Regions from separate parts of the Mus musculus genome. Here regions 1 and 3 are each linked to region 2. The links are chromatin loops, found by intact Hi-C in ENCODE. Cell type or tissue: left cerebral cortex. All regions are shown on one strand. Links, peaks and the distances in the headings refer to the core of each region. The heading gives the core; the rest is flanking DNA.

Region 1 (9,737 bases), core at 2,458-4,957, 200 kb before region 2:
GTTTTTCAAGAATCCCCGGGGTTCTGGAGAAATGGCTCAGCAGTTAAGAATACTTGCTGCTATTGCAAGTGTTACCCATCCCTGTAACCACTTCAGACATTTCCCAGGGCCCCCTGCTTTCAAACCCTCTCCTGTGCCAGGGGGAACTTTTCAAACCACAAATCTGATCATGTTACTACTTGACCTGAGTTCTCCCAAAAGCTTCTCAGGCTTCAGACTCTTCTGAGCTCTGTGACCCTGCACCTGGTCCTGCCATCCATTACATCATCTCCCCGCACTGCCCCTCTCACCACAGGATCTCTGGTGTTCCCACTGCCTGGAACATTTCCCCCTAGTCGGTACCTAACTCCCCTTCATCTGCAGTAGGCTCACTTTCTCCAGATTAGGTCCTGACCCCTTAACCTCTCTGATGACAAACTCATTCCAACTGTAACTTCCCATTCAACTGTGTGGCACTTGGTGGGAATGTCGCTTCTGCTAAGGATGATCCTGAGTGCTTCTGCCACTGTGGCATTTACCTGCCCCAACTCAGTCTGACCACAGAATCAAAGGAGCCAACAATCTCAGTTTGCTGTCACCCTAAATAGAGTCCCAGAGAGGAACAGGGTTCGTCTATTTGCACACTTGACCCCAAAGTCCACAACCCTATTCAGCCCAACATGCCTAAGACTGGAGTAACTGAAGCTGGCAGGGGAGTGCCCTGCCTTACCAAAGGAGGGCAGGCACAGTATTGGACATACCAGTTCTCAAAAGTTTATAGGCTCCAAGAGGACTAGCACCAACCACCTCTTAGTTCACACAGGAAGACTAAGGCCTAGAACATGGCAGGCACTTAGTGAGAGGGAGACAGATCAGAGGTTGACCTAAACCAAAGATGTAGGTCTTCCAGTCCTGTCCTGGGCAGCTGTATACTTTTCTGAAGATAGGAGAGCAGCTAAGAAGACCTTGGAGGGGCCAAAATCAGATAGTCTCTGGACTCATTCCTGCCATTCTCTCACTGGAGGGCTAATGGCCTATTTACAAATAGGGAAACTGAGGCTGGAGGCATTCAATTAGTTGGACCAGAGCCATACCTGGAAGGCTGGACTTGGATATACACCCTTAAATGTGTGACGTCCCAAGAGCCCACCCACAAAAGGACACAGGGCCCTGTAGCATATCAGCAAGTGACCAGGCAGCTGTTGGTCAGCCTGGCTCAGGCAGTAGATAGTGACCTTGAACCCTGAGGTCTCCTCACCCAGACCCTGTGTCGGGGTGGGTGAGGGGCACATGCAGAATCAGAATTCACAACTCATCGCGGTGATGAGCTGGCCAGGTCATAGGAAGGAAAATCCTACCAGTCACATCCAGAAATAACTTTTTTAACAGGTGAGTAATGTTGGCAGTAGCTTGATAGTGGTGGTACATGCCTTCTTCAGTCCCAGTGCTCGGGAGACAGAGGCAGTCGGATCTTGTGAGACTGAGATCTGCCTGCTTCTGTCTTCCAAGTGCTGGGATTAAAGGTTTGTACCACCATCACCTGACAAACTGTTTCCAAGGTAGAGTTCCTGGGCTGCCTGTTATGGGAGAAATGGGCAATTTTGTGTTCTGAGTTCCTGGATAGATGGTTTCTCTAGGGAAGGCTAGATGGGGAGTGCCTGTGGGCAGCGGCAAGGTGCACGCACCACTGTAAGAACACGGGTCTGGACTCTCACGTATGAAAGTATAAAGCAGGAAAAGGGAACAGAAGGCAGGATACAAACAGCTGCCAGATGACCGGTAAGATCGTTCAGGGCCAGGAGCGTGCCAAGAGGGAAGGAGGTCCCTAGGCAGAATTATAGATTGGGAGATGCCAGGCAGGCACTAACCTGCCTGTCTAACCTGGCAAAGGGTAGCATTCAGTAAGGTGCCTTGTGGCTTCTCACACTCTCTTTCCTTGCCAGATCCTGCTCATCTCTGACTACTTCTATGCCTTCCTGCGGCGGGAGTATTACCTCACACACGGCCTCTACTTGACTGCCAAGGACGGCACTGAGGCCATGCTTGTGCTCAAGTAGCCCTGGCTGGCACAGCGCTGCATGGACAAGAGGGGGAAGGGCCAGAAGCTGGGCCAGGTCCCTCATCCAGAGTTGCCAGCAGGCGCGTCCTCAGGCAGAAGAAGTTCAAGTCCAGGGTCACAAATCTCTGGCACCAAAGGGGACTCATAGCTGGCAACAAGGCCCATGGGGAGAAGCTAGGAGCACCCCACTTGGACCCCCACTTTGTGACTGTGCACAGAAAGGAAGCAGCCGGTGAGCAGGGCTTTATAGGTTGTGACTACTTAATAAATGTGTGGATCTTTTTTTTTTCATTGTTGTTCTGATGACATGTATTCCTGGAGTGGAGTGAGCTTGGCCCCCTAATACTACGTGCTATCCTGTACTAAGGAGTGGGTTTCTGGGAACACGCGTCTGTCTCTGTGTGTGAACACAGTCACCTAGCAGCCCTCCCTGCTCCCAAACAAGCAGCTGGAGGCAAAGGGCCAGGCAGGCCTGAGCAGTCTTTATTCTTTCTGCAGAGGAAATGACCACAGATCCATACACCGAGTCAGGACAAGGGGAGCCAGCCTTTCAGGGGTGGGGCAGGTCCTGGCAGGAGGCAAAGCCTCAGGTGGATGAGGGGCAAGATGGGCAGACAGGCAAGGGCCTAACAAAATGACAAACCCCACAGAGCAGGGATGCTGCTCCCCACCCACTCCCAACCCAGCCAGCACCCAAAAGAGCAACCCGAACATGACTGGCCCAGGACCTACCCAGGATGTGGTAGGCTGGCTGGTGGCCCCTACCTGGGGGGGGGAGTGGGTGTCACATCTCTGCCTAATCCACTGGGGACTGAAATAGCTTAGTTTAGGAGCCAGGACCTCCCTGGGGAGAACCTGACCAGAACTCCCAGCCACCCCCCTCCCCTCCTCTTGACTCAGAAGCCGAAGGTTTCTTGGGAGGCGTAGACCATGTAGAGGAATCCGTCTTCATCCTTCTCCTGTTCATAGATGTCAGCGATGGGTGTGGAGACGCTCACCATGCTGTGCTGGTTGACCAGCAGGAAGAAGGCCTGCGTGGGGTTGAGTTGCAGGCGGCGCCTGTGGAGGCAGGCAGGCATGCCAGGTGAGGAGGCTGCCTGCTGGAGGCCTAGGTGACCCTCCCAAAATGTTACTGAACCTTCACTTTCGGTCCATCTCAGCCAGAGGCTCTCACCTCTACTGAAGCTCGTCCCAACCCCGACCTTGGTCTTTTCCAGCCTCCTAGAACAGGGGCCCGGTGTCCCAAATCAGTCCCCTCGCCCCACTCCATCCCTTCTTGTGGAACCTGACCCTGCCCCACCCAAGGCCTGTAGGAGGCTGCCCACGCACCGGATGATCTTGACCAACTCGCTCATGTTAACATGGTCTGGGACCAGAAACTTGGTCTTATCCAGGACAGGCAGCTGCTTCTCACCCTTGTAGCGCTCGATGATCACCTGGAGTGGAGTGGGCGGGGGACTCGTAAGCCAAGGGCGGGACCTGGCAGGGCAGGGCGTGGCTGGGGGGTGCTAGAGACTCACCGGGATCTTACTGGGGTGCTGGTCGCGGATCTGCTGCACCTCCTTACAGCGGTCGGCTGCGGACAGAGCTCTGTGTGAGGCCCAGCGGTGCTGAGGCCTCCCGCGACTCCGCCTCGCTGATCCCCGAGGGGCGGCTCCCGGCCCGCCCCGCCCCAGCGCCCGCCCCCGGGGCCGTCGGCCCCGCAGCCCTCCACCGGGGGGACGCGGTAGGGAGGCGGGCGACCCTGCCAGGCCTTGCGGCCTCTCCACCCGGGGTCCGGCCGGCCGGTGCCTGACGTCATGGGGCTGACGTCACCTGCGGCAATCGGGGTCGACTGGCACCCCCATCCCTCGATCCCCGATGGCAGTTCGCCCCCCAGGGCCTCACCGAAGCTGCGCCGCTGCTTGAAAGGCCGGTCGGAGGGCATCGCGCGGGCCCGGCGGGGCGCGCAGCCGGGGCTCCGGGGTGCGCGGCTCAGAGATGCGTCTGCGGTTCGGCGCGCCGGGGGCTCCGGGGCTCGAGCTCAAGGGCTGCGGGGCTCGCGCTGAGCCTGGCGGTGGCGGCTGCGGGAGGTAACTCGCCTGGGTGACGTCAGGTCACAACATTCCTTAAAGGGGAGGCCGGCGCGCCGCTCCCATTGGGCCGACGGAAAACCCGCCTGCCTGGACCTGTGACGCCACGGCGCAGACAGCCCGGATTCCCGGCGCAGGTCGTAAGGAGGCGGAGCTCCAGGGCGCGTCACAGTTCTGTGACGTCACGATGGCAAGCTCCTCTCTTTGGCGCCACAGACTCAGAAGCCAGGCATTTGTCGCCTCCATCCAGTCTCTCGACGCTGCGGAGTAGTTCACCGCACCTTCATCGAGTTTAGCATTCGAGAAGGAAGGTGGAGCGGGGAGAGGATGGAACACCCAGAGTTTTAAAATTTTTAATGTGTCTGTAAGTGTATGCCCGCGGATGCAGAACATAGCATCGGATTTCCTTAGGCTGGAGTTAATCGCACTGCTGGGAATCAAGCTTAGGTCCTCTGAAATAATAGCAAGGGCTCTTAATTGTCGAACCATTGCTCCAGACCCCCCACCCAGGCTTTCAAAGAATTCTGGAACAACCATAGAAAGCATAGATTTCCAGAGTGAGGTTGGTTAATAGGTGGTTTAGATAAAGCAGGAGAGAATCGCTGAATGGGGGGGCTATATCAGAAGTGGTTAACCATGAGATGGAGAACATTCGGAACTGACAACACGCGAAGTCAGATTTTACAGGTAGAGCCCCTTGGTAGGATAGAAAGAAGTATGGTCTGGGAATGTTACCGAGGGTCAGGGTAGGATACTTGCCTAGCAGATGGAAGGCTTAAGTTCAGTATCTCAGGTTTTGCGGGAGGTGGAGGGGATAGAGGGACTGGACGGACACGGAGAGGCGGCCCCTTGAAGAACTTTAAAAATCGATTGAAAGCCAGAATCAATGCCAGATGTAGCTGGCTCTCATTTGTAGTCCTAGCTCTATGGGAGTTTGAGGCAGGAGGATGGGCTAGAGTTGAAGTAAGGAAGAAAAAAGATAAAACAAAAGAATTTACAAAGGACCATTGTTTGAAAAAAAAAGTTAGTTTGTACTTCAGAAACATACAGCTCAAAGGGAAGAAATTTGATGGGAACCAAGTTAACAGATGCACGCTTGAGTAATTCTAAACAACTGCTTATGGACAGAAATGGTAGTGATTGGTACAAAAACAAGCTGCTAAGGTAACAAGAATTCAGCTGAGATTGCCTTAAAGAGGCTGGGTGGCGGTGCCTCCTTAACCCCAGCTCTGTGGGCAGAGACGGGATGGTCTCTTGAGTTCAAGGCCAGCCTGGTCTAGATAGTGAGACCTTGTGTTTTGGGTTTTGTTTTGCTTTTTAAATGTCTTAGGGAGCTGGATTTGTTTGGAAAGATATTATTGTCTGCTTGGTCAGGTAGGGTGCTTGCCCGCAAGCATGAGGATGTGGGTTCAATTTTCGGAATATGTTAGATCCTAGAGGCTCCACCTACAAAGGGATTCAACCAGGCCTTATATCCCATCTCTACCTTCTCCAGGCAGCTCAATGCCTGGTATGTGGCAGCCCCAAATTAGGGTGGGGCGGTAGGATTACTTCCCTAAATTATGACCTTAAGTCCTATTTAGTGCCTTCACTAACCTTAGACACCTTCCCCTACAAGAAAATCTGTTAGTGCAAGGATTAGCCTTTGTTTTGAGGTTTCTGCAATGTTCTGGCTTCCCTTTCAGCAAGTGACAGGATTACTAAATCTGTCTCAGGACATCTCTCTACTGAATCCGAGAAGAATTTTTTTTAATATTTTAAATATTAAAATATTTTCTGTCTATGGTGGTAGAAGAACAACTTCCACACAGCAAATAGATAAATGTAAAAAAAAAAAAAAAAAAGACACAGCAGGAAAGATCATTAAGAGAATAGAAATGGGGCTGGAGAGATGGCTCAGGGGTTAAGAGCACTGACTCCTCTTCTAGAGGTCCTGAGTTCAAATCCCAGCAACCACATGGTGACTCGCAACCATCAGGAATAAGATCGGATGCCCTCTTATGGTGTGTCTGAAGACAGCTACAGGGTACTCACATATACAAAATAAATAAATAAGTAAATCCTTTAAAAAAGAGAGAGAGAATAGAAATGTAAAATATGGTTTTAAATACTGAAAGGGTGGGTAGTGAAGGGCTCTGAACCATGGGAGCCAGAAGCGGATCATGTAGGAACGTAAATAGGAAGGTAAATAGCACAGACCTGGAGGAGTCTCGTACTCACCTATAAAAACGCCACATCCTTGGGGTGCGGCTCAGTGGGTAGAGTACATGCCTCCCATGCAGGACACCCTAGGTTTGATCTCAGCTTCACATAGATTGGACATGGTGGCACATGCCTGTCATCCCAAATTTTAGGACTCGCCAAGAAAAGTAAGAAGAAGGAAGGCCATAGTGTTTACAAGAGGCCACAGAGGAACAATGTATCATATATGTGTAAAATGGCAAAGTGAGACCCATGTCTTTGTGTTGTAAGTAAAAAGTTAATAAAAACGTAAAATGTAGGCCAGTGAGATGACTCTAGGTGCGAGTTCATTCCTGACAACTGTGTGGTGAAAGGAGAGAGCCAGTTTCTGCAGATTGCTCTCTGACCCTCAGACTTGTAAATACAAACCTTACAAGTAAATGTTTAAAAAACAAAACAAAAAAAGTACCAGATGTGTACCGAGAAAACCAAAAGAAGACGCTCATGGAAAATTCACACAAAATAGACTGTAAGGCTAAGGTCACGCGTCATTAAAGGATCAAGAGAGTCCCTTCAAGGTGGTGGCGCACACCTTTAATCCCAGCACTTGGGAGGCAGAGACAGGCGGATTTCTGAGTTGGAGGCCAGCCTGGTCTACAGAGTGAGTTCCAGGACAGCCAGGGCTACTCAGAGAAACCCTGTCTCAAAAAACAACAACAACAAAAAAAAAGGAGAGTCCCTTCTAAGTGATGAAATTATTCTCTAGGAAGAGATCATTTTGAACTTCTCTATTCTGAGTTTATGAAAGGCTGAGCTGGCTGTTGCGGTGAATGCCTATAATCCTAGCATTTGGGAGGTAGAGGCAGGGGGAGGATTGAAATTCAAGGTCAGTCTGGTTAATAGGAGCCCTTATCTCAAAATAAGAAAAATGCTTTTGGTAGGCTGAGCATGGTGACACAACAGTAATCCCAGAACTCTGGAGACTAAGATCAGAGGATCCTGTGACTTCAAGGCTAACCTGGTCTACAGACCCAAATCCTGTCTCAATACATAGGACTCACTTAAATATCTTGTTATAACATAATAGACTCTTACAGTCAAATAGGGAGCCGACATCGGCAAACTTCATTAGAACTGACAAGGACTAAAGGTGTAGTCACAGGTGTGCCCTGGTCCCTGGCTGCTCCTCAGTTGTGCAGCATTGTGAGGGCAGCTTTAGCTTGCATGGCACAGCATACCGCAGCGTTGTTTGGTTTTTGACATACTTGCCCTGAGGGCCCCAATTTGCCCTTGGTACAGAGCTATGTCTCAGAGTGGACAGCCTCATAAGCAGTGTCACAGGAGATTGAGTGTTCTCGCAGCCAGTCAGGGAGCTGGAAGAACCGGGTCGGCTGTGGCCTTGGGGGAAGTGGTTACACCTGTCTCTTGTCATCTACCTGACACCAGTGTGCTGCTTCCCTTTGTCCTCTTAAACCCTTGGTCCCTGGGCCACCCCATCTACCCAGAATTCAATAGCTTGGCCTCAAGCTTGGGAAGTGAAATGTCTTATGGATGCCTTAAATTTGACTTACCCAGAACAAACTTAACACCACCCAAAATGTACTCCAAACTTCAGTCATTCATTCCTGTTTGCTCCCGTGGCACATCTTCAAATCCTGTTGCTCAGACTTCTGAGCTATTTCTGTAATCCGACAGAGGTGACTTTAGCTCCACCTCTACCCCCTGGGCTTGAGCCACCACTATCACAGAGAGATCCACCCACCTCTGCCTCCTAAGTGCCAAGTTTAAAAGCATGGGTTACCATGCCAGGCTTAACTCAAAAGGTTTTGTGGTTTATCTGCCTGTATGGATTGCAGGCATGCGTCACCACACAAGGCTCAGATACTTTCTATATTTTTAATTTAAAATTTTATGCGTATGCTAACGGCCCGTGTCTTTATTCCTGTCTCTTGAGAGGTATAGGCAAATACTGACTGGAATTGCTGAGTTGTGGGGCAAGGTGTGCGTTCACTTTGTTAAGACATTGCCTGACTAGGATTTTAAGTTTAATGTGCTAATGGCTCGTTTACTCCTATGGTGTGTGGCTGTTTTGCCTGCACGCATGTCTGTGTACCACTTGCATGCCTGTTGCCCACAAGGCCAGCAGAGGGCATTGGGGCTCCTGAAACTGGAGTTGGAGATGGTTGTGAGCCACCATGTGGATGCTGGAAATGGAGACTGGTTAGTGCTCATAACTGCTGAGCTCTGTCTCCGGCTCCTGTAGATCAGTTCTTTATTTCACCATAACTTGGTGCATTTCCTTTGTGTAGATTCTTGTTGCACTGCCATCTTCTTTTTCTTTTTTCTTTTCTTTTTTTAAATTTTTTTAAAAGATGTATTTATTTAGCCAGGCAGTGGTGGTGCACGCCTTTAATCCCAGCACTTGGGAGGCAGAGGCAGGTGGATTTCTGAGTTCGAGGCCAGCCTGGTCTTCAGAGTGAGTTCCAGGACAGCCAAGGCTACACAGAGAAACCCTGTTTTTTTTTTTGGGGGGGGGGGGGAGGGAAGATGTATTTATTTATTATATATATATATACAGTGCTCTGTCTGCATGAATGCTTGCAGGCCAGAAGAGGGCATCAGATCCCACTACAGATGGCTGTGAGCCACCATGTGGTTGCTGGGAATTGAACGCAGGACCTCTAACCTCTGAGCTATCTCACCAGCCCACCATCTTATTTATTTTTCAATTGGACAAATACTGAATGGAGTTGCTGAGTTGTAGGGCAGGGTGCACATTCACTTTGTTAAGACGTTGCCTGGCTAGGATTTTAAATGCAGTACACTAGTGGCTCATGTCTTTCTTCCTGTCACTTGAGAGGCAAGGAGGATCAGCAGTTCAAGGTTATTATTTTATATCTAACAAATTTGATGTTAGCCTGGGCTACCTGAGATTCCCGAACTAAAAAAGCATCCAAAGAATTAATTTAGTGTGCTATGCTGTTTTAATTTTTTATTTTTCCATTCTTTTCAACTAAAATGCAAGCTCTGTAATGAATGGCAAGGCTGTTTACTTAGTCTTCCTGTTACTGCACTGCTCAGGATGAACCCAGAGTCTTCCTTGTGCTAGGTAGGCTCATCACCCAGCTACAGATTCTATTCCCAGGGGGGTTTTCCTGCTTGGTTCCTGCTCTGTTCCAGCATATAGACAAGATGTGGTCTGTGGTTGGTGCTAAGTAAATAGACTTTGAATGAGTGGCCTTCTCTCTTGGTGTCTACTGTGTCACCTCTCCTTGTCATTGACCATCTGTCTCCTTCAAGCCCCTAGATTTTGTGTGAGAACAGAGTTTGTGGCTAGCACAGTTGCTGGGACAGGTCAGAAGCTGGGTGGTGTCTCACCGAGGTCATCATGCCCTCCCTGTCCTACACCCACCGTTCCTCTCTGCCAGTTCAGAGCTGACTTAGAT
Region 2 (9,737 bases), core at 4,880-7,379:
ATGTGTTACATGCACACACAATAAACTTAAAAAACAGAGCCATTTTGCTATTCCTCGCTGGGGATCATATAATTATGTAACAAGCCTTCTACTGAAGGGCATGCAGATCTTTTTTTTAGCCTTTGGCTTTTAACGTCACCACTCACACGTGTGTACGTCTTTGGTGTCCTACAAGTGTGGGGTCAAAGGGTGAGTTTGCTATCTTGTCAGTAGTTACCAGAGTGTAGTTTAAACCAGGTTTCCAAATACTATGTCCTGGGAGTTTGTTTCCTCAAAGCCTTACTTAAAAATGTGTTCAGCCATACTTAAAAACATATGTATCTAAGTAAACTTTAAAAAAAGAAAAGCAAATATTACCTTTCTTCAAACACAGGCAACATAGCAAAGGGCTTTCCACTCCCATCTGGCACCAATGAGATGCCCCACCCCCTCAGAGTTTTCTCCTTGTTCCCTTTCCATTGTGAAAAGATAAAAGAGCCAATCGCGAAGAGATCACAGCCGTCCTAAACAGGTACGTGCATGAGAATAGACTTGTTAAAATACATGAAGCAAAGGCTGATGGGTTGGAAAGGACAAACTGAAGATTTCTTTTTTTTTTTTTAATTTTTTTCTTTCTTTTTCTTTTTCTTTTTTCTCTTAAACTGAAGATTTCACTAGCCTCTCATCATTTGGAAGAATGACTAAGCAGAGGTATAGAATTCAGCGTTGCCCTCAGCCAGCAGCACTTGATTGATTTCTAGCTGACTCATGAAACAGCAACAGACTATACATTTATTTGTTTCAGGTGCTTGAAGACGCCCACAAAGTTTGACCACATCCTGGGGGTTGTCTTCCTTTGTTTCTTGTTGTGATACAAAAAATCCTTACCAAGGAAACGTAAGGCTTCATTTTAGCTCATTATTCACAGTACAGTTTCCCTCCCAGAGAGAAACTCAAGGCAGCAGGAACTTACACCAGCTGTCACATCCACAATGAGAAAAGCCCAATGGATGCATGCATGCATGCATGCATGCTAACATTCAGCTCCCTATCTTCATCTTAGAGAGGTCCAGGGTCTCCTGCTGGGAATGGTCCAACTAAAATGGGTCTCCCCACATCAACACCAACCTACCTAATCCAGATTAATCCCTCACAGGCAGGCTCAGAGAACCATCTCTGAACTGGTTTTAAGAGTTTTCAGGTTAAAAGTCGACACTAACCATCACATGAGTCAAACCTCAAATCTCTTACAAATTAGAAAGAATTAAAGTTATACAGAATGTGTTCTCTAACGACAATGGAATCAAGCTAGAAATTAATGACAAAACAGTAACAGGAAAATGTCTGAACCTTTCAAAGCAACACGTGGCTAAATAGCTCACAGGTCAAAAAAGAAGCCATCATGAATTTATTATTGTGTGCACTCACATGGTGTGGTGTGTGTGTGTGTGGTATGGGTTGTGTGTGTGTGTGGTAAGTGTGTGAGTGCCAGCATACATATACTACACTGCACATGTGGAAGTCAGAGGACAACTTCCAGGGCTGGGTTCTCCTCTTCTACCTTCAGGTCAGGATGTCTTTTGTTTCTGCTCATCTTTGCAAAGCGAGCAGTAGAGACAGGAAAATTACCTAGGAGTTTGCGGAAATTTGCAAAGATATCTATCTACCCACCTATCTATATTCCTAAATACATAAACAGAACCTACCAGGCCCATATAATGTTACTTGTGCGTATATATTTCCAGGGCTGACTGTCTGATACTGGATCAGCAGTTGGTGCTTTCTCTCCTGGAAAGGGTGTTTCTCCTACTCTCTGTCTTCCTTAGCTGCTTCTAGTTCTTTCGAGTGTTGAGGACTTGGTGAGCTTCTCTCTTCCACGTTAGCAACTCTCCCGGTATTATTCCTGTTCAGGACATATGTAGGCATGCATGTTTGTGTGATCTCATGGGTGTAGCTGCTCCGACAGTTCCAGGACACACATTCTCACATCAAACTTTTTTGTTTCTCTGGCTCACAAAATCTTTCCCCCTCTTCCTCTTCCACACTCCCCGAGTCTTAGGATCAGGGGTTGTGTTGGTTGTAGATGTACAGTTGGGACTGGGCTCTCTACATGTCTGCATTCTGATCAGTTCTAGTTTTCTGTAATGTAATCTGCCATCTAGAAAGAGAAGTTTCCTCAATGAGGGAAGAGAACTACACTGATAAATATTTAGAATGTAGTCGGGGATTACGCTAGTTCAATAGAGTGGTGGAGATTCTTCTCCATGATCTATGACGTCCCTAGCCTTGGGCAGTTGGCTAGGTTTCTAGTAGCAGGCATGATTTCCCACTTATTGAGTGGGTTGTAAGTCCAGTTTGAGAGCTGTTGCTTATTGCCAAGGTATCTGTGGCACTACTGCACCTTAAGGTGCATTATTCTGCTATACTGGTCTTTGTTCTGGTTCAAAGGAGGAACCAGGTTTGATCTCCAGGTTCATTTGCATCAGGTGCATCACAATTGCCTGTAATTCCAAGGGTCGGATCCCCTCTGGCCTCCAAAGGCACCTGTACACACATGGTACATATAACTCACACAGGCACATACATAATATTAATACAAATAAAAGTATTTTAAAAGAGTTAATAGGAGTTCTGTATAGTCTCTTTTACAAAATAGAAGAAGAGGGACCACTTCTGTGTTAGACAACTTTCTATAACTATAACAAAATACTTCAATCAACTTAACAGGAGAAAGGGTTAGCTGGGCATGGTGGCCCAAGCCTGTAATCTCAGTACTTGAGAAGCTGAGGCAGGAGGATTTCAAGTTGGAGGTGGGAAAGGGTTACATAATGAGTTCAAGGCCAGTCTGGATTACACAGTGACAGGAGAGATGGGGGACTGAAGAGAGAAAAGAAAGGGAGAGGACAGAGAAGAGAGAAACAGAAGCAAGAGTGATGGTGTGTGCATATGTGTGCACATAGATGTGTGTGCATTCTTGTGTATATCTATATGCGTGCATTCGTGTGTGTGTGTGTGTGTGTGTGTGTGTGTGTGTGTGTGTGTGTGTGAGTGTGTGCAAGAGAGAGATTGATCAATTTTGGTTCATGGTTTTGTAATTGGAACACTGGAGTTTGTGATAGCTGTCACAATGGAGGCCAGTGAGCACAGTGGAGATTGCATCTTTAGGTTGTGTTTTATTCACACAGTCTCCGTCTGAGATTACAACGGTTTACAAGGATGGGTGGGGAGTGGGGAAGAGGATAGAGGGGGCAGGGGCAGAGTGTCCTAGTTTGCTTTCTTTCTTTTTTTTTTTTAAGATTTATTTATTTATTTATTATATGTAAGTACATTGTAGCTGTCTTCAGACAGTCCAGAAGAGGGGGTCAGATCTTGTTACAGATGGTTGTGAGCCACCATGTGGTTTCTGGGATTTGAACTCCAGACCTTCGGAAGAGCAGTCGGGTGCTCTAACCCACTGAGCCATCTCACCAGCCCCCTAGTTTGCTTTCTGTTGCGGTGATAAACACCAAGTCCAAAAGCAACCTGAGCAAGGAAGAGTTTGCTTCAGCTTACACTTCCAGATATGCATCCCTGAGGGGAAGTCAGGGCCGGGACCTGGAAGCAGGAGCTGAAGCAGAAGCCATGGGTAGCTGCTGCTTACAGGCTTGCTCAGCCTGCTCTCTTACACTCCTCAGAATAAGTACTCAGGGTGGCACCACTCAAGATGGCTTGGTCCTCCCATGTCAATCATTAAGAAAGAAAATGCCTCCACAGGCCTGCCTATAGGCAATATGAATGGAGGAGGCATTGACTCACTTCAGGTCCCTCTTTCCAAGACGATTCTACCCTGTGTCAAACTGACAAGACCAAAACCAACCAACCAACCAAAAAAAAAAAAAAAAAAACAAAAACCTGACCAGGACAGCCTGTTATGTGATACTTTCCTATGAATTATTGTCCAGGCAGGCTCCAGAGGCTCCTAAAATAACACAGGTTGTTGCCACTGTTATTGGTTGTCCACCAGAATTAGACACTTCTTAGTTACTGTTCTGTTGCTATGAAGAGGTACTATAACCAAAGCAACTCTTGTAAAATTAAGATTTTTTAAAAATAAATACATCATTTCCTTCCTTCCTTCCTTCCTTCCTTCCTTCCTTCCAACCACAATTTCCCTCCCTCCTTCCCTCCCAGTCTCTTTCCACCTCCCACTGAATTTACTCCTCTGTTTCTTAAAAGAAAGAATTTGATTGTGGGCTTGCTTACAGTTTCATAGGATTAGTCTATTATCATCGTGGTGGGGCATGGTGGGGATATTTCCAGAGTATGATGCACTCACAGTGCTGGGGCAGTAGCTGAGAGTTACATCCTGGTCTATAGGCTGAAACAAACAGACAGATAGACAGACAAAAGATAGAGAGAGGAGGGAGTTTATACTTGTTACTGTGAGTCTAGTCAAAGATGCATAGCTGGGGAAACGGTAGGTCTTCAGGAGGAGCCTACTACTGTTGAGTTAAATGTTGTCTCCTAAATATTTGTTTATAGTCACAGAGTGGCACAGTCCTCAGTTTTGGTCAGAAAAATCTCCTTTTGTAGCAAATGACAGGTAATGCAAATGACCATGGCTGGTCGAGGTGCTGAGTGTGACTGTCTCAGATCATATCACGCCCTTTCAAAGCTCAGGGGAACACCATAGGAGGAGGAGCAGAAAGAACGTAAGAACTGGATGGAGGGGAGGAGGGTTGTGGACCCACACGGCATGGCCGTTGCAATCAGAACTCACAACTGCAGCTATTTGCCCAGGACCTGCACAACACTGGATCCCCAGCAACATTCAGTCATGGATGGGGGAGGTGTCCCGGGACATTGCTAAAATTCCCTCCTAGGAGACAGAAGCAAAATCTACACCTCCTCCCAAATAAACTGAGGTATGATTCTGCGGAAGATCCTTCTGGGGGAACCGGTGAGGTCAGTGAGCTTCCTGACAACGCATACACAGGTCAGGGGGTACTTACCAGATAGGGGTATGAATGATGCTTTTCCCCAAAGACCACAGCTGGAGACCACACCTCAACCAGCAGGGATGAGGGCCTCGCCAGTAGACGGGTAGCTGGAACCTACTTCCCTGACTACATACTCTAGTCCTTCCCTGAGGTCATGTTCAGTTTAGGCAGAATTGCATATAACAGGAGGTAGGGTGCAGCTGGACACCCAGGAGAAGGTCTTGTGACCCTCCTTGTTACTCCATGAGGAGACAGATAAGTCCAACGGAGGCCAACTTTTTACAAAGGGGCCAACTGAACTCCCCAGAGATGGTATATGCACACAACATGGGGCCTGGTTTCCTTCCTGAAAGCTAGCCGCTGAGAGCCGCTGAGAGAGAAGTCATACTCTTCAGGTGTATAGTCATTGGTGAGTTATCTATGCTCCTGCGGATAGCTCCGCAGTCATTTCCATGTGAGCAGCCTGTGAATCACCAAGAAAGACTACCGAATGAGAAGGTGTTGAGGAGGGGGTGGGGGCGAGCAAGGAAAGGCAAACAGAGGGAGGAGAGAGTGACACAATTGCAACCGGTGATTTTTCTTTCTTTGTTTTTGAGATAGGGCCTCACTCTGTAGCCTCGGTTGGCCTGGAACTAATTAGCGATAGAGCAGACTGGCCTCGAATTTGTGACAAATCTCCTGGCTCTGGCTCCAGAGCGGGAGATTTCAGACACTGTCTCCAGAGTGGGGATTCACAGGCACATACCACTAGGCCCAGCTCTTTACTTTGATCTTGCAAGAGTTTTACAATTGAAGCAGTTAAGGCTCAGGTTAGTAAATTGGCTAGAGTCTAAGAATTCTGCCTTGTTTTGACCTCTGATTCACTGGCTGGACGGATGGGAGAAGAACCGCCTCTCTCCACGCTCCCTCCTAGTCGAGTGCCAGGGGTCCAAAGGCCACAGTGCACAAAATTTATGATTTTTGAGGCAGAGATCAGCCTTGCTCCCGCTCCGCTCAACGCCTCGAGCTAGGCTCCGCCCCTAAGTTTCAGCCCCCAGCAGGTTCATGAATATTCAAATAAGAAGATATTTAAAGACGCCGGCGCCAGGCGTAGATCCCTGCCCCGCGCCGCCCGGCCCCCTTCACTGAGTTCATCAGTCCTAGCGGAAGCGCCGCCAGCATGTCTGATAAACTGCCCTACAAAGTCGGTGAGTCCCAAGGGTTCAGTCCTCCGTGGCGACTCGGCTCCCGTCCTGGGTTTGTTGTCAGTACCGACCTGCGTCTTGTTTAGGTGGCGGCTTCGGGGCGCCCCGGGACCCCTAGAATCGCTGGCCTGGCCGCGCAGGTGCCCGGGGATTGGAGTCCACACGCCGCCGAGAGCCAGGAGTGGGAAACGGCCGCGGACTACAAGTCCCGGCGTGCCCCGCGGTAGGCGCCCAGAGCGGCAGCGCGGGCTGTGATCTTTGGTCGGGCAGCGTGCTCCTGTCGGAGAGACTGGCCATTGGGAAGCGGCCCTAGAGGCCCAGACCCTGGCCCTGGCGTTTGGCGGCTTGGGTGGCCCCTAGCAAGGGCCCACCGTCTTCTGGGCCTTGAGCAGGGCCGGAGAGAGCATCAGTGTTCTAGGTGCTAATGAGGAGAGGCCTGGAAACGGCTAGTCTCGGTGCAACGGGAACTTAGGGTCCCATCTGCTCAATCTCTGGGATATCTAGTGGATGTCTAGAAAATTTGGAGTGGTTAGAAATTACTGTTCGTTTTGTCCCGATTATAGAAAGCTGTCTGAGTAAACACACCTTAACTTGAGCGTTTACAGTGGGATGGGCACTGCCTTATAGCATTATTCTAGACTAACCCGTCTTATTATTGTAGCTCTCCATGGAAGGAACGGTTTTATGTTTACAATGAATATCCAGAGGTATAAAGGGCATTTTCCCAGAATCTTGTAACTGGAAAGCAGCTGGTTAGAATTTGGACTCAGGACATCATGACCTCTAAGCTCATCTCTTCCACTGCTGTCTGTATACAAGGCAATACACTTGAAACAACCCTAATGGAATTTCAACACAATCCAATTCAAACTGTGCCTAGTGACACAAGCTTGTAATCCCAGCCCTGCTATCACTACTGAGGCCAAGGAATCGATCAGCTCATTTCAGAGGTCAGCCTGGGCATACAGTGAATTCCAGACCAACCTGGACAAGATGGGGAGACCCTATCAAAACAAAACTACAAACCAAACAAACAGAAAAACAAAGCAATTCAGGCTGGTTAGCTTTTAAAATAATTTCAATACTCTATTAAATTGGAAAGGGTCCTCAAAGGGAGATGAATGCTATCCCATTACACAGGAACCTAGGGAAGTGGCTTTGCAAATTCTTATTAAGATAGTTAATCAGCCAGCAGGGCAGTTTATTGTCTCCACTGGGTAGATGCTAAGACTGAAGCCCAGAGAGGTTTAAGTCAGTGTTGTCTTGGCGGAAGAGCTAGAATGGAGGCTCGACATACTGTGTAGGGAGGGATTGGGAGGGGGGGGGACCACAGATTGTATGGATGAAGATTGGGAGGGGGGGACCACAGATTGTATGGATGAAGATAAGGCTGGGTTCTTGCCTGTGTAAGGGTGGAGGCATGATTTGCCCATCAAGTAGGGTATGCTGTATGCTAGACCTTACTCGTTTGGCATTTCCTATGATCCTTGGGCTCAGGTTCAAGTTGATTCTCCTTATTTTGAAGAAGTGGGTTTAGAAAGGGTTCCACAGTTCCGTCTGGCGTTATGGGCAGTAGTCAGTTACCATGTGGGTGCAGGGGCTTGAACTCAGGCCCTCTAGAAGAGCAGCCAGAGAGCTCTTAACCACCAAGCCATCTTTCCAGCCCCCTCCTTCCTTTTTCCCCTCTATTTCATTCATTATTTCTTTTTCTTTTTCCTTGTCCTGTACCATCTCTTCATGAATTTTTGCTTATTTATTTTTTTTGCAGCTGGTATGGCCGGTAGACATTTTCTGACTCCTCTGTGCCAGGGCCTGCTGGTCACTGGAGGTATTGAGACCCAGGCACACGGCTGAGACAGATAGGCCCGTATGGTATAGTGTTAGTTTTATGTGAGGAGATCTGCCACTTTTCTCTCCATGGCTACCAGTCCCCAGTCTCATCTCTCCTCACAGGTCTGTGATCTCCTTGCTCCCATTTTGTTTTCCTGCTTTTTGAGCCTCAGCTGGTCTTGAATTCCATCTTCCTTTAGCCTCCACAGCACTGTTTATAGGCACATGTTGCTACAGTTGGCCAGTAGAATCTTTTCTAAAGAGAAATCTGGTCATCAAATAACACCACCTTTGAACCTCTGTAGGTGACCTACCTCACTGACAGTAAAGTCCTGATTTATTTTAAAACCCCTGTTTGAGTCAGTCCACCGATTTTTAGGTTTTTTTTTTTTCCTTCTCATTTTGTTATATGTGTCTGGGTGTTTTGCCTGCGTGTAGGTCTATGCACCACGTGCATGTGATGTGGACAGGGGCCAGAAGAAAGTGTTGGGTCTCTGGAACTGGAGTTGTAGACGGTCGTGAGTCTCCATGAGCTGCTAGGAATTAAACCCTGGAACAGCCAGTCCTCTTCACCATTAAGCCATCTGTTAAGCCCCTCAATTTTCAGATGTGTTGGAGCATATACTGGACCTGGTACTTGGCATGAACCTTCCAGGTTAACTGGCTGTGTTAAATTCCTGCGATGGGGGAGAGATCCGTGTGTCTGAGCAGATAGTGAGGAGAATAAAGTGGAGATAGAAACAGTTGGTAGACAGGAGTGGGGCCTGAAGCCCAGGTAAGGGTTAGGATTTTAAACTTTTAAAAAGTTTCCCACTGGACTATAACCAAGAACTTGCTATGTGAGAACAAAGGGGACCATGAAGCTGCTTTGTTGGCCCAGTTGAGAACTAGTGCTTTAGACGAGCGTGAGATGCTCAGTCAAAACCTTGCTGATGGAGGTGGGGGTATGATGACCCACAACTTTAACCTCAGTCCTCAGGAGGCAGTGGGAGGCAGTTATCTTTTGAGTTTGCAGCTAGCTTGGTCTACATAGTGAGTTTCAGGACAACCGAAGCTATATGATAGGCCCTGTCTCAAAAATAAAAGAACCCAGCAAAAAGAAAAATGGGACAGAGGCAAAAAATGGGAACGAGAAATTTTACAAGGTTTTGGTCGGAGTGGTTGGTTGAATGGTGGTTTCATTTCCTAAAATGGGAAGATTGAGGGTGTTAGGCCAAGGAGTCTGGAGGGCTCGTACTTGATGGTAATAATTGGACATAAGTCTAGAGGTGCTGAGTCAGCCGTTGGATTGTGAGTCTCAAATTCCTGGGAGAAGTTTGCACTGGCGGTAAATACGTGGGCGTCATCTGCACAGGGAAGGTATTCACAGCCATTTGGCTAAATGCCGAGCATTGGATAAGAGCTACTATGGATCCCTGAGGGTTCCTAGAGTTTGCCAGATGAGGAGCAGCCAGGAAGGTAGGAGGGAAAGCACAAGAGAGAATCGGATGCCAAGGAAGGAAAACATTTCAGAAGTGAGGGAGTCCTTAGTGGGGCCCCTGCTCCTGGGTACCTAGGTGATCAATGCAATGGTAAGATCTGAAGGGGTGAGACATGGTGGGGAACCAGGGACAGCTCATCTTTTGCAACAGACAAGAATGTCTAGTTAGCCACAGATGGAGTTTGTGAATGGGAAGTGAATGATTCTGAACCCTTAGTGATTTGTGACGTCATGTTATCAAGGGAACATGGATGGGGAAAGATGTTTAGGGAGAGGAGAAGGGAA
Region 3 (9,737 bases), core at 4,575-7,074, 59 kb before region 2:
GCTAGCCTCAAGCTCACAGATATCTGCCTACCTTTGCCTCTGCCTCCTGAGTAAAGGCATGTGCTACCACCCCCAGCTCTACTCTTTCTTGACCTGTAAAATCAATCTATCTTATAATGTTTTCCTCATAATAATAGTACCAATTTATCCTATCTTAGATCTAGATGTCTTAACCTATGAATTAGTTTTCTTCTCTTCTTTTTTTTCCAGAAAGGGTCGTGTATCCCTAGATGGCCTTAATTCACTATGTTGCCAAAGGCAACCTTGAACTGCTGATTGCCCTGGGATTACAGGATTGTTCTACTACACCCAACTAATTCAGTGCTAGGAGTTGCACTTTAGAGCATCATGAGTGACAGGCAAGCAACTGAACTACATCCCTAGCCCCTTATTATCAATTCTGAAGATTTCATGTGTATTGTTTTATTTGGTCACCACAATAAGCCCAGGGAAGTAGAAAAGAAAAACAATATCTATAAGGAAGACAGACAACCTGAGGCCAGTAGGACTAAGAAAGTTGCACAGACTGATTGCAAAAATCAAACTAGAGCCCAGATCTTTTCTTCCTATTTCTACACTATACTATGATGCCCTCTTATTAATTTCTCCACTTTCTTTTTCCTCTGAGGCAGGGTTTCTCTGTGTAGCCCTGGTCATCTTAGAACTCCCTATGTAGACCAGGCTGGCCTCAAATTCAGAGATCCACCTGCCTCTGTCTCCTGAGTACTTGAATTAAAGGCGTGCGCCACCATTGCTCAGCAATTCCCCCGATTCTTAACCATCAAATACACATGACTGGACATGTTCAAGGAGATATAGAACACAGCGCGAGTGGAAAAGCAATTGATGCAACCACTAACACTCTCTCCCACAAAGTTCTTTGAGGTAGTTAGACGAGCAGAACATGCCCTCTACTCCATACTGTCCCCAAATGTCTCTCACAGGAATGTCACCACACCTGAAGTTCTCAATGGCTGAGTCACTTCTTAGGGTTAAGGCGTTGTTTCCAGAAGGCCACTGTGAAATGCATGTTACCTGAAAGAGAAGAGGGGGTCCATAAATAAAGTACTCTGGTTAAACAGAGAGATAGGTGATAACTTTGGGAATCTCACAAAGCAGGGTCTTTATTCCCCAGCATAAAGCCTTCAAAAAAAACCATGAGAAAGACTTTCCTTATAGAGAATAGATAAGGCAGCAACTTCTGAGGGGATTACTTGTGCACAGTAAGGGAGAATATCCACTTGGATATGATGGCTATTTGCAAAATCAGGATGGCCATCTACATTCTCTCTATAAAGGCCACAAGTCAGACACTCCTAAGGACTGTATCTGAGTATTACTAGTTTTAAAAAGCTGCAAAAGAGCTTAAACTGGCAGCTGCTTTCCAACAGCACTGACTATCAGACTAGAGGACAGGTCCCAGACAGCTTCTGACTAGTGTTGTTATTCAGAAGAATAGTTACAACCTAATAATATTTGCAGACGAGGGCAAACCTCTCAAGCATGGAAGGCTACAATTCTATTCTCTGAGTCCCTTACTGATTTATATTGACCCCAAACCAGTATCATTTACAGTATAAAAATTAGCATGTCTTTACTGAATGCTTATTATGAACCCATAATTTGGCTAGGCACTATAAATATAACAAGAAAAAACAAACTTAAATACTTTTGCCTTAGTTCTTACAATGGATCCAACCCCCAAACTATGAGAGGTAAAGCACAAGAAAGAAAAGAGACCTGACAGACGGCAGCTTCCTATTAGTACCAACTCAATTTCCTGAGTCAAAAGGGATAAACTAAGCTTACACCTAGGCTAAATGCTTCATTAAACTCTTATCTAAACAATAAACAGCCATAGGCTAGAAGCAGTCTTTGTTTTTTCTCATCTGACACGGATGCTTGTAGCAGCATCCACTCACTGTGGAATCTGAAGAATACAGAATTGTAACGTTCGGTTCTAGTCTAGCTCTGACTCTTACCTAGGTTTAGGTAAAATTCTACTTTTTCTCTTCTCCTTCTCCTTCCTTCTTCTCCTTTAGAAACAAGATCTCATTGTGTGTATCTGGCTGGCCTGGAACTAACTATCTATCTATCTATCTATCTATCTATCTATCTATCTATCTATCTATCTATCTATGTAAGCCAGGCAGATGGATCTCTGTGAATTCAAAACCAGCCCGGTTTGTATACTGAGACCCTGTCGTCAAAAACAAAAACAGAAAGCTAAGAGATTGGGCCAGTGTAAGAATAGTATAAGTCGTATATATGTGTATACGTGGCATGTGCATGCACACACACACACACACTGCCTACTAGATAACTGTTCACTAGAGATACCACATCAGTCATAACGTACTTCCCCAGTGAACTAACATAATCAGAACCAACTTTTGGGGAGGGGGACAGGGTCCTCACATTGAAGCAGACTGGCCTGGAGTTCGCTATGTAGTCCAGGCTGTCAATCCTTCTGACTCAGATTCCTGAGTGCTGGGATTAGAGGCACAAGCCACAATGGCCAGAATCCTCACTAACAGTACTTCCAGAAGTTATTTCCAATCAAAGCTGACCTACAACCTAAAACATACTTGCTACTGTAAAACAGACAGTCTCTTCCAAATATAAAGCTCAAGCACCAAGTCTCTGTGACTGGAAAACACATTGACAAAGCATGGCTTGATGTGCTGATAATAATCAATTATAGTCCAAAACTCAAGTTCTCTTCCAAATTGCATCTAATCTGATTCTAATTTCTCAAAGATGCTAATGAACACATCCTAAGAGAAAAGGTAGCCTTCAATCAGACTAGCCCTAAAACAGACACAGCAACTTTATTATTTCAGCCAAATGAAACACCCAGCCAAGGCCAGCCTGTCACTTACAAGGGACACTTCTGCCACAGTCACTCTGGCCCTTTCACTTTTATCATCAGAGCCATTTTTTTTTTAAATAAACACCAACTTAGACCACTTCCTTTCCCCAAGCCTTGATCTCTCACGACATCAAATTCACGAGCATTAGCACTGTACGCAGAGCTTTTCCAGAACAGGTCCTTTTGCCCTCCTGGTCCTGAGGCCCCTGCATCCCACACCCTGCGCTCCTTTTCTCCCACCTTCCTAACTGACACACGCCTCGAGGTAGTAAGGTATTTCCTTCCCTTTCTTCACCTCTGCCCCATTCCTACTCATCCTCTAACCCACTGCTTCTCAACCCTCCTAAGGCTGTGACCCTTTAATACAGTTCCTCATGCTGTACAGTCCCTCATGGGGCTTACCAGCTCCAACCATAACATTATTTTTTGCTGCTTCTTCATAATTGTAATTTTGCTACTGTTATGAATTACAATGTAAATATTTTTGGAGCTAGAGGCTTGCCAAAGGGGCCAAAACCCAGCTTGAGAACCACTGCTCTAGAACCTCGGGTCCATAGACTAACCCTTTTTTGAGCCAGGACCCACTAGGTAGCTGTGATGGCCTGGAACTAACCATGTTGACCTTCATACATAGGTCTTGCCACTTCCCTCAACAATCCCACACAGGCCACTTCCACTTCCTCCCCCATCTCAAAGCTTTTTGTGCTGTCTTTGTTATAACCATACTATGATTTGCCTCAGTGTTCCCAAAACCATCCCAACTACCTACAGCCCATCTGTAAGTAAAGTTATAGAAGCCAATCCAGACCCACTATTCTATCTCAAAACTGAGACCTGAGAGCATCTACTTTTTTAAAAAGGGTCTCAAGTACTTCAGGCGGCCTCACCTCCCAATGCTTCTGAGAGCTAAATAAACTTGGGCCTTGTGTGTGGTAAACAAGCACTCTACCAACTGAGCTGAAAACTCTACTTTCAAAAATCTCTCCTGGTCCAGCAAAATAGCTCAGCAAGGAAAGTCACTTGCTATGCAAGCCTGATGACCTGAGTGTGAACCCTAGAACACACAGGAAAGAGGAAACACTCTTGACTTCCAACTCAAGTCATGGTGTGCGCATGCACACATACACACACACAAATAAACAAATCTCAAAACTTCTCCCGAGCCCACTCTGTTGGTTAAGCACCTATAATCCCAGCACTTGGGAGGGAGAGGCAGGAAGACAGAATGACGTTTGATGCCAGCCTAGGTTTACACACAGTGTGTTCTAGTCCAGTCAGCGATACAGAGCAAATCATGTCTCAAAACAAAAACAAAAAAATTAAAAGCTCTTGTAATTACACTAATGGCCAAACCTTGGGACCATGGATCAGTCTGTCTCTTAAGTAAATCTTTGTTGTTGTTTTGTTTGTTTGTTTGTTTGTTTTAAAGAATGTAGAATTTACTCTAGAATACAGTAAAAAGTATTAGGCACTTGCTTTTGGATTCATAGTATATATATCCTTGTTGACATCTGAAGTTTGAATTCCTGAACTCACACATACAAAGTATATTCACTGTTCAAAAGAAAATTTCAATCTTTTTTAAACCTGCAAAATTAAGCCTTAGGTAACCCTGTGATACACAAGGCTGAATCTCAAACTTGCCCCCAAAAGACTTTATTTCAGATGAGAACCAAGCCCTCTGCCAATCCTGGGAGTGAACATACACAGCCTTTACCTACTTTCTTAAGATAAGGATACAGGAGAACCACCCACTTAAGAGAATGATGATGGGTGGCTAGATGGTGTTCTGTCAACTGTGAAGAAGAAAACCTCCCTCTTCTCCCCACTGCCCCCTTTAGAACAAGTTCACTGCAGCTTAAAGAGGAACAGAAGTCTCAACAGGATTAGGATTCTAACACAGCCAAGAAAACAAGCGAGTGGGGAACTGTGAATTTGGGGTACTTTGCAAGTCACCTGGTCACATCTCTAACTTTAGGCCCAATGCCTACTTCGGGTGCACTGACCCTTATATATTTTTTTTCTCTCTTGAAGTTGCAGCCGGGAACTATGTCTCAAAACTCAAGTCTTCTATTTAAAAGTCCTGCCCTCATTGGGCTTCCACCTTTCAAATGCGCTCACCTCTACTTTTTTCTTTGCTCAAGAAAAGTACGCTCTCGGTAGAAAGGGCTGTGACAGCTCCACGTCTGCAAAAGTCGGTGGCGCCGGCCTGGGCCGGGACCACCATGAGTGGGGACAATGGAGGGAGGAGGGAAGTACAAGACAGAAGGGGAAGCAGTCACTGGGGAAGGTCCTCTGCGAGTGGGAGCTTGGAAAAGTCTCGGGGGGAGCCTGCCAGGTGGCAGGTGGGCCCGGCCGCCGCCCCTCAAAGGGCCACGTCGCGCGGGCGGGCCGCTGCCACCGGGCCCCGCGCGTAGGCCGGGCCGCGGGAGAGGAACCCCCGGGCGCGGCAGCGGGGCGCGGGGCTGGACCCTGCCCACGTCCGCCGCGGCTCGGCTCTCTCCCAACTTGGGGCTCGCGGGCCTACAGGCTCCGGACGCCTAGGCCAAGCACTAGCAGTTCGGCTCGACCTGCTGACCCACCCGCCACTCGGCTCGGGCCACCAGCCGGCTCTCCGGGCGCCCCCCACGGACACCGGCTGCGGGAAGAGCAGCCCCGGCTCTAGGTCCAGACTCGAGCGCCACACTCCTCTACCCTTCGCATTCCCCATGCCTTTTCATCCAAACTCCCTCCAAGCCACAGAAATGACCCCAGTCTGCCTGCGCGTGTTTACCGGGACTCGGGGCGGCGACGACTCCTCAGTCCCTCCGCTAAGATGGCAGCCGGTCCCGAGCCCCGACTACAGCGACTAGAGCTACTTCACACCTAGTGCGCAGGCGCGGCCTCCTCGGCGCAGTCCGGACTACAGGCCCCAGCAGGCCTTGCGCGCCAGCCTCCTAAATCATTTTTCCTCACCTCCAGGTGAAGTGGACACTAAGCCTTGCTCTCTACATCTCCAAGGCTTTTTTCTTTTCTTCCTTCCTTTCTCCTTTCCTTTCTCCCTTCTTTCCTTTCTTCTTTCGTTCCTTCCTTTTGACCCCTTCTTCCCCGCCAGGACCTCTAAAGACTGTTACCAAATGCTAGCGTGTCTCAGAATCACTTGAACAGCTTTTAAAAACAGACTGCTGAGCTCCACCGCCAGTTTCTGACTCAGTAGATCTGGGATGGAATAGGGGTTGCTTTATAATCTGCATTTTTATCAAGTTCTCTCCTGATACTCCTAACAGCAGGAATCACAATTTATGAAGCACTGTGCCGGTTCTATCCTTCTGGAGTTACACTGTTTGGGTTCAAATTCTCCTTTCTCCACCTTTTGACAGGAAGTTCTTAGGAGGGTGACAGCTTGACAGCGCCAAGGCGGCATGAGTTATAAAAACTGAAAAGCATACTTCTAAACGTTTACAACAAAACTATGTGAAAGATGCCATTGGTTACCTTTTCAGATGCTTAAATTAAACTTCTTAACCCAGGCAAAACACATCTAATCCTACCGAATTAATAGGCTGTGCAGTGGTAATAATAGAGGCACGTGATAATTAGCAAACTTTGCTATTATTGTTTATCCTGTTTCCTCGTAAGGAAACTATCTAGAAAGTCACTTAAACTTTTCGAAATACCTTTGAAACTACCATATTATGAATTATGTGCTGAGTTTATTAAACAAAAAAGATTCTGAGTTGGGAGGATGGTTCAGTGGGTAAAGGCTCTTGCCATGCAAGCACAAGGATGTTTGAAACCCCAGCATTCATATAAAAGCTGGCACCAACGGACCCCTAACAGTGGTGGGCAGACATAGGAGCTCCCTAGTCAACGCCCTAGACCACACAGCAAGCTTCAGGTTCCATTAGAAGACAGAGACAAATGGATCTCTGTGGGTTCAAGGCTAGCCATGTCCAAATATCTTGAGAGTTCTAGACCAACCGAGGTTACGTGGTGAAACCCTGGGTTTGGGTTTTTGGGATTTTGTTTTTGTTTTTTAGTTTTGGTTTGGTGTGTTTAAGTATTTAAAAGTTCTTCTGCACTTCCAGCCAATGTTTGCCACATTAGGGATTAAGCTGTAAGAGTTGGCTCAAGATGTAACTCACTAGTAGATACTTACATAGCATTGATGAGGCCCAAGATTTTATCCCCAATATTGAGAGAGTGGTGTGCTCTAGGAGAATCTGGGTTGGTTTCTTGTTTCGTTTTGTTTTGTTTTTTAAACTAGCATCCCAGATGATTCTTGTCACTGGGCATACTATAAGATATTTTAACAAATATTATAAATATATTTTGTTACTTTATTATTTTGTACAGAAAACAACTGAATATAAAGGAAATTATTAATTGGCCCAAGATCACTAACACAGAAACCAAGGTTCCAAGCCAAGTCATCTAGTTCCAGATAATCTTTATCTACAGTTTTTTCTTTATTTAGGGGACAAATTCTCACTAACTAACTCAGACTGGCCTCATGCTCAGGATGCTTCACGCTCAACCTTCCCAGTAATGAGATTACAAGCATGAATTACCACACTCAGCTTGCCTACATGGGTTTTGCATTTCTATTTTATTTATTTTTATAAGTGTGGAGGTCAGAGGACAACTTCTAGGAACTGGTTCTCGGCTCCCACTGTGGGATCCAGGTATCAGGCAGGGGTGGAACCCAAGTAGTCAGGTTTGTAGATTGGTTGGCCAAGCCCCATAATTTAAAACTTCTCCTTTTTTGGGTTTGTTTTGGTTTTGGTTTTTTTGAGACAGGGTTTCTCTGTGAAGCCCTGGATGTCCTGGAACTCACTTTATAGACCAGGCTGGCCTCTCGAATTCAGAAATCCGCCTGTTTCTACCTCCCAAGTGCTGGCACTAAAGGCGTGCGCCACCACTGCCCAGCTCAATTGAAAACTTCTATGATAGTAGGTAAAACTAACGTGATGAAAGTTAAAAGCTATACTCCAAACTTCTCCCAAGAAAATCTTTTTAAAAAATTATTGTTCTGGGGATTTAATGTTGGATTTGTATATACTATACATGTGCTATGTCCCTAAGATGGACCTAACCCCTAGAAGTTTAGAAAGTTCTAGATGAAGCCAAGAATGGGCATTTTCCCAGTGATGCTGACACCCAGGAATCACATTTTGTGACCTACTGAACTATATACTGCCTTAGCCTTCTGCCAGTGTCAATGGGGGAATCATCTCTGACCTGCAAGGCAGGAACTAGCAAGAATTAACAATGTGGACTTCAGAGAAATATGGATTTTTAAAATTCAGTCCTTCTCCCAACAACTCACTGTTACTGAACCAATGTCCAACTGCTTGTCACTGAATGTCAGCCCTTTTCTAGAGGAAAATGATGAGAAGGAAACCACGTTTATTCAGAGACTGACATCCTGAGGAGGTGGAGCCCAGTGCCTCCAAGGTTCATCTCAGGAAACTTGAGGTCACAAAGTTTGTGTGTATGTGCGTGTGCGTTTATCTGTATATCTGTGTGGCTCAGTGTATGTGTTTGTGTGTGTATTTGTGTGTCTCTGTGTGTTTTTGTCTCTGGGGTTGAGGGATTTCAGAGGGCAGAGGTAGAATCTAAGTGTCTTCTTCAATCACTATTTTCTGAGATAGAGTGGCTTACTAAGCCAGGAGGTCACCAATTCAGCTAGACTGGCTGGCCGGCACACTCCAGGGGTCCTCCTCTTTCCCACTTTCCAGTACTGGGATCACAGGTATGTGTCACCAAGCCCAGCTTTTGACATGGATACTGGTAATCACAACTTTATATTTGTGCAGTAAGCACTCTACCTACTAATAAGCTATCTCTCCAGCCCAATGAAGGGCTTTTATAAGAAATGAAAACACTGAAGCCGGACGTGGTGGTGCACGCCTTTAATCCCAGCCCTCAGGAGGCAGAGGCAGGCAGATTTCTGAGTTCAAGGCCAGCCTGGTCTACAAAGTGAATTCCAGGACAGCCAGGGCTATACAGAGAAACTCTGTCTCGAAACCCCACCCCCCAAAAAAGAAAACACTGGAGGGTGAGGATGGTGATGGGCAAACCTAGAACAAGTAACAAACATATTACCTCTCTCCAAGCTCAACATCATACCAACTTACGTGTTTTGTGTTATCTGATGCCCCGAATCCAAGGACATGGAATGGCTGTACACATTCCGATATTATATGAAGGTCAGGGTTCTAAATCTAAACTAAGACGACTTAACAATTAACACCTTAATCACCTAAGTTGAAATTTTTTCTTGAGAATCTAGAATAAGAATTTAGAATACCCAGCAAAGGGAGGGGAATGAAAAGCAACCCAGCCCAGGGAAACACGCAAGTGCCAAGCCAAGGTTACAAAGTCTTACAGTCATCTGAGCCTCAACAACCAAATCACCAATATGAAAGTAGTAGATCCTGGAACAGAGATGTGAGGCTCAGCCCAGAAGCGAGGCTAGCCCATCTAGCCCTCCAAAAAACCAACCAAAGAGAAAATAACCTCGACAAGCAAACAAAGGAGATTTGCTGCAATATGAACATGGTGAGAACAACAGAGGTCCAGTGAGCCCCTCGGGTCCAACTTTAGAGCCCTGTCATGAAGATTAGGTTCAAATGGAGGGCAAAAGGTATACATAACTAAGCACTCATGGTTAAAGTGAGGTCTTGTTCACAATCATTGTCTGGGCTCCAGTTTCTCTTGGAAGGTAGCCTGGTAAGTTGTCGGAACTATGTGAAATATTTGTGGGAGCCAAGTTCTCCTCTGCCTGGCTCCAGGGCCCTGGCCTTTCCCTACACGTGAATGAGACTCCTGGAAAGATTCTAATTTCTTGGGTTCCCCTGTCCCAATAGTTTGATAGCTGAAG

The links. Hi-C counts contacts between places; a loop is a spot of excess contacts. Peaks named below come from ENCODE experiments on the same cell type or tissue, not always from the same donor. Only the 100,000 strongest peaks of a DNase experiment are listed, where the experiment ranks them.
Region 1: a loop joins it to region 2, with 9 times the contacts of the local background. A loop is called at or near these places in 3 of 42 quality-filtered maps.
Region 3: a loop joins it to region 2, with 8 times the contacts of the local background. A loop is called at or near these places in 8 of 42 quality-filtered maps.

The regions. Positions count from the first base shown.
Region 1 is chr2:155,270,835-155,280,571 of GRCm38, reverse strand. Map1lc3a (microtubule-associated protein 1 light chain 3 alpha) reads right to left here and starts at 4,208. Exons shown (of 4, transcript NM_025735.3): 1 at 3,926-4,208; 2 at 3,559-3,614; 3 at 3,368-3,474; 4 at 2,499-3,097. The coding sequence starts at 3,965. The coding sequence ends at 2,935. Pigu (phosphatidylinositol glycan anchor biosynthesis, class U) reads left to right here. Exons shown (of 12, transcript NM_001004721.1): 12 at 1,923-2,320. The coding sequence ends at 2,036. In left cerebral cortex, for the core only: a CTCF peak has its summit at 3,866; DNase peaks (open chromatin) are centred at 2,755, 3,511 and 4,195; H3K4me3 peaks cover 2,144 bases; H3K27ac peaks cover 1,531 bases.
Region 2 is chr2:155,070,773-155,080,509 of GRCm38, reverse strand. Ahcy (S-adenosylhomocysteine hydrolase) reads left to right here and starts at 6,013. Exons shown (of 10, transcript NM_016661.3): 1 at 6,013-6,145. The coding sequence starts at 6,118. It overlaps Gm39966 (a long non-coding RNA gene), which reads left to right and starts at 6,336. Exons shown (of 2, transcript XR_866885.2): 1 at 6,336-6,560; 2 at 6,804-9,466. Gm45609 (a long non-coding RNA gene) reads right to left here and starts at 5,998. Exons shown (of 3, transcript XR_001783519.2): 1 at 1-5,998. In left cerebral cortex, for the core only: no CTCF peak of the experiment used is centred there; DNase peaks (open chromatin) are centred at 5,533, 6,068 and 6,274; H3K4me3 peaks cover 1,791 bases; H3K27ac peaks cover 1,615 bases.
Region 3 is chr2:155,129,494-155,139,230 of GRCm38, reverse strand. It overlaps Itch (itchy, E3 ubiquitin protein ligase), which reads right to left and starts at 5,750. Exons shown (of 25, transcript NM_008395.3): 1 at 5,646-5,750; 2 at 959-1,035. In left cerebral cortex, for the core only: a CTCF peak has its summit at 5,809; DNase peaks (open chromatin) are centred at 5,145 and 5,748; H3K4me3 peaks cover 1,663 bases; H3K27ac peaks cover 1,276 bases.